Regions from separate parts of the Homo sapiens genome. Here region 1 is linked to region 2. A link is a loop called in an ENCODE intact Hi-C map of the cell type or tissue named here. Cell type or tissue: heart right ventricle. All regions are shown on one strand.

Region 1 (2,500 bases), 140 kb before region 2:
TGTAAAAACACTTTATAAATATTACCTTGTGAAAAAAAAAACACTGCCAACTTAATTTATAAAAATAAAGCAAAAGGGCCAGGTGCAGTGGCTCATGCCTGTAATCCCAGCACTTTGGGAGGCCGAGGCGGGTGGATCACCTGAGGTCGGGAGTTCAAGACCAGCCTGGCCAACATGGTGAAACCCCATCTCTACTAAAAAATACAAAAATTAGCCAGGAATCGTGGCACGCACCTGTAATCTCAGCTACTCAGGAGGCTGAGGCAGGCGAATCGCTTGAACCTGGGAGGCAGAGTTTGCAGTGAGCTGAGATTGTGCCATTGCATTCCAGCCTGGGTGACAGGGCAAGACTCCATCTCAAAAGAAAAAAAAAAGTTTCAGCTACATCTTCCTTTTGCATGCCTGTCTCTGCCTCTGCCACCAATCTCCCCAAGGGTGGGAACCCTTTCTTTTTTTCTTTTCTTTTTCTTTCTTTCTTTTCTTTTCTTTTCTTTTTTTTTTTTTTGAGATGGAGTCCCGCTCTGTTGCCCAGGCTGGAGTGCAGTGGTGCAATCTCGGCTCAGTGCAACCACCTTCCTGGTTCAAGCGATTCTCCTGCTTCAGCCTCTTGAGTAGGTGGGACTATAGGCGCCTGCCCCGACACCTGGCTAATTTTTGTATTTTTTAGTAGAGATGAGGCTTCACTATGCTAGCCAGGCTGGTCTCGAACTTCTGACCTTGTGATCCGCCTGCCTCGGCCTCCCAAAGTGCTGGGATTACAGGCATGAGCCACAGAGCCTGGCCATTCTTTTGTATTTTTATTCGAGCCAGGGTTTTACCATATTGGTCAGGCTAGTCTCGAACTCCTGACCTCAGGTGAGCCACTTGCCTCTCCCTCCCAAAGTGCTGGGATTACAGGCGTGAGCCACTGTGCCCAGCTGGGTGAGAACCATTTCTTAGATCCATCTTCTTTCTTCTTCTCCAGAGACCCACACAGGACCACATGCTGCTAAACACGCAGAAAAAAATGTTGAACAGAATGGCATTCTGCCCTCTTTGCTTGCAGTGGGCTCGCTCTCATCTAACAGCCGCTCATTCTTCCCACGTGTCCAGCCTGGTAGATTTGTGCTGTAGCATGCACTGCTTCAGTCCTGAGAGACTGGCCAGATTCCAGGGCCCTTGTACTCACTGCTTGATGAAGCCAGAGGAATGCCTGCAGCGGATGAGCACATTCCCAACCAGTGTGCAAATAGTAATGAAATCACTGCAGCTTCCTGTGGGGAGTCAAACACCATGACCCTAACCCCAGCAAGAAGATGCTGATGGGTACATTAATAGACATGGATTTTCCAGGATGCAGAGTCCTTGCATTTCACTCTGTCCTGGATCATTACCATTAAATTATAGCGTTATCTTTTTCTTTGACTTTTCAGTATCGTGAGATTGCAAGAAAAGGTTTTCTTAGATCTTCACTTGCTCAACAAGGAAATGGGATGCCGTGGGAAGTTATGAGTTCCCTGCCTGGGGTGCTCGATAACTGATTGGCAGGGATGTTGTGGAGGCGGAGAGGAGGACTCCAACCCCAGGATGCTATGAGTCTTTAGTGCCCATTGTCCCTAGGACGCCACCAGAGGTACGCAATCTGATGCGGATTTCGCAACACAGCTTCTGAGGTTAGTGATGCAAGTTCATTCAGGAGAAAACTGTGTGGCTGGTGAGATAGACCCAGGCTGTTGAGGCTGCTGCTGGGGCTAGAAGGGTCTGACTCATGCTTCGCAGCCCGTGCCAGCATTTCAGAGGGAAGCGATGTTGTCTCTTGTTCTTCCTCCGCTCATCCCCTAAGCCAGGCGTCTGGTCTTCAGCCCTTGTCTCTTTCATTGCACACAACCACCTGAGAAATCTCAGCCACCCCCCAGCCTCAACCCCCATCTCTGTGATAACTCCTAACTCTGTCTACAGCCTTGACCTCATCCCTAAGCAACAGACTCATATAGCTAACAGTTTATTGGACATCTTCATCTCATTGTCCTACATTTCAAACATGATGTTATAAAATTGGGATGTTTTCTCCTGGCTTCAAATCTGAAGTCCCTCATCCAGCCAGCCACCCCATACAGAAACCTTCCTCCATCTCCCTCTTAAGTTCATTTCTACCTTGTGTGCAAGTCCTGTGTATTCCACTTCTATGGCGTCTCTTCTTATTGGCCTTTTTCATTCTAGCTCTATTACCACTGATTTCATTCCTGCCAGAGTGAGTATACTTCAACCCAAGTGGGACTCCACCTCCACCAGGTGGTCATTCCCCTAAAAAAAAAAAAACAAGCATAAAACACAAAAAGACTGACAATACCAAGTGTTGACAAGAATATAGAGCAATGAGAACTCCTGTGCATCCCTGGTGGGCGTGTACATGGGTAGAACAACTTTGGGAAACTAGAAGTATCTACTCAAGTAGATATATGCATAGCCCACAACCCAGCAATTCCACTCCTAGATATGCATGCAACAGATTTACCCCCAG
Region 2 (2,500 bases):
AGAGTCCATTCTATTAGTCATCTCGCTACATTATCTTCCTTTTGAATCATGAATCAGGGTATTCTCTGGCAATCAAACCATTCCAGATTCGGTGGGGAAAAGGATACATCAGATAGCATGTTTCTGAGGCTGAAATCACCAATTTTGTATTAATAGAATAGGGTATTATCTATGTATTAGAGTAAGTTAATCCAATATCTATTTGGAGGGAGCCCACGGGGCTAACTGTATGGTTTAAAGAAATGGGGAAAAGTTCCGTTCTCTGTTATTTATATGGGCAGATTGAATGAGCATTATCTCCGCAAGGTCTTCCCAGTACTTTATAGTTTGCAAAGCAAACTTTAATGTCTCTGAACTCTAAGGATACTCTGGCAAGCAAAGATAGTCTCTCATTTTACTAATTAGGAAACTGAGGCCAGAGAGGGAAAGGCACCTGCTCTGTGCATCATGCGTGCATGCACATGTGCCTGTGTATGTGTGTTTCTGTGTGCAAGAAAGGCCTTGAATGCTCCTGCAGACCTGGATCCCAGTTGTGAGAGAAGTTGTCAGTTCTGATGCTTGGCGGGCAGCGTTCCGGCCCACTGCCCATGTATGGAGTCACTCAGACTTAGCTAAGTACACAGCAGCCAGGAGCCTGTGTTTCAGCAGCTAAAATCAGTGGGCAGCACAAAAATGTAGGTGTAGCTCCCTCGCCGCTTCCACCTTGCCCCTCTTCTCTCCCCTCCCACAGGGTGGAACTGCCTGGAATAAGCTCAGCCCAGATAACAAGTCTACACATGCAGCATCCAGGGAATAAGCACAGGGCAGCTCTGGGGCACACATGGAGACATGTATCTTCATACACACGCACATATGTACACACAAATATACACATGCATGACTTTCTAGAAGCTATACTAGAAAGGTATGGGCTCTGGGTTGTGATCTAGCTCAGCCTCTGACTCTTGGGTGACTTCTGATTCTTCCTTCCTCAAAGTCCTGACTTTCCACCTATAAAATGGGAAGGATGATGTCAACCTCCCAGGGCCGCTGCAAGTATACAAAAAACAAAGATGGCAACATTTGAGAGCTCTGGATCTGAAAGAGCCCTGGGAGACAATTAGCCTAAAGCTTTCATTTCACAGACAGGGATGCTGAGGCCCAGGGAGAGACAGGGAACTGCCCAGATCACAGAGCAAGTCAAGCACAGATAGCCTAGAACACAGGCCTTCTGATTGCCAGGACCCACGCTCCAAGCTCAAGGCCTGGCCTTGAAAAGACCAAGGTGCTGTCATAGGTGAGTTCTTGCTCTTGCCCCTGAACTTCCATGTGGATGTCGTTTTGAAACCAAAATACTCTGTAAACAACACTTATTAACACAAGTTCACATGTACTCTGCTGTGGAAGGAGATGCGTCTTTCTTCTTTGTGAAATATTAGCTCAGATAGGCATACAAAGAACTCTATGACTCTCAGTTTGCTTAACATATTTGATTTGCTTTATGCCTACAAGTTCATACTAAGCTCTTGCATATCTGCTGGCCTCTTTATTGACACTATATCAATCCAACTTTCCCTAAAAGATAAACTCCAAAAGAGATAGAAAGATGGAGCACTGGGAGACAGGAGAGCCAGGGTTCAGGGCCACTGGGAGAGCTTCCCCCAGTCCCTACCTGTCTGCTTGCCCATCTGTAAACTGCCAGGCTTGCATGCATCTGGTGTGTTTTCCCGGACGGAGTTTGACTACTGATGTCCTCCTTGGCTCCTGGGGCCCGCTGTAAACACCACTTCCTCACCCTGGCTCTCAGTTTGCCCCCTACAGTGTGGCTGTCCACATAGGTGCCCGTCTACCTGTCAGGTTGGGTGCTTCTCAACGGCAGGAGCAAAACCCCACTGTCTCTCACAGGACCCAATCCTGAGTAGCTGCTCAACCATGTGTGTCCAGTGGGATGGTCCTGGGTGAACTTAGAGTTAAGGCTCGCAGATCACAGAGGAAGGAAGAACTTAAAGACAGCAGGTAAAACACGGGAAGTCAACATTCCCTCCTCCCTCTGCCTCTGCCACCAGCCTATGTAATATTCCAGGTAATGCAACAGGACTTTGTGGGTGACCTAGATTTTCTTCATAATAATCACAGCCATTTACTCAGCACATCCCATGCACCCCACACTTCATGTGTATTAGCTGTAATCCTAACACCAGTCCTAATCCCATTTTCAAGATGTGGGGCCTGAGGTTCAGAGACCTCAAATTATTTCCTTACAAGGAGAGGAGCTAGGATTTGACCTCAGGTGTGTTTGATTCCAAGCCCGCATTCTCTCTGTAAAACATGCAGCCTTGTTCAGAACACTGATAGTCTCAGCAGGCTTGAGGCTAAAGCACTTCCCTCTGCTGGACGTTTTTTCTTAGTGTAGAGGGTAGAAGTAGTGAGGGTGGGGCTCTTCCCTGACCCTGACTCCTTGTGGCTATTTCTTCCTTCCCCTGCCTCAATTTCCCCACGAGCGCAATGAGGAAAGAGACCA

The links. A loop is a pair of places that touch in the nucleus more often than their neighbours do. Peaks named below come from ENCODE experiments on the same cell type or tissue, not always from the same donor. Only the 100,000 strongest peaks of a DNase experiment are listed, where the experiment ranks them.
Region 1: it touches region 2 in a loop (2.5-fold over the local background); 4 of 110 quality-filtered maps call a loop at or near these places.

What each region holds. Positions count from the first base shown.
Region 1 is chr9:97,876,119-97,878,618 of GRCh38, reverse strand. No RefSeq gene overlaps it. Among named protein-coding and RNA genes, the nearest start is that of FOXE1, 24 kb to the right of the region's middle. RefSeq lists an enhancer at 392-2,500. In heart right ventricle, no CTCF peak of the experiment used is centred here; DNase peaks (open chromatin) are centred at 1,148 and 1,678.
Region 2 is chr9:97,733,513-97,736,012 of GRCh38, reverse strand. The region is part of intron 5 of PTCSC2 (papillary thyroid carcinoma susceptibility candidate 2); the gene reads left to right. Among named protein-coding and RNA genes, the nearest start is that of XPA, 37 kb to the right of the region's middle. In heart right ventricle, no CTCF peak of the experiment used is centred here; no DNase peak of the experiment used is centred here; H3K27me3 peaks cover 558 bases.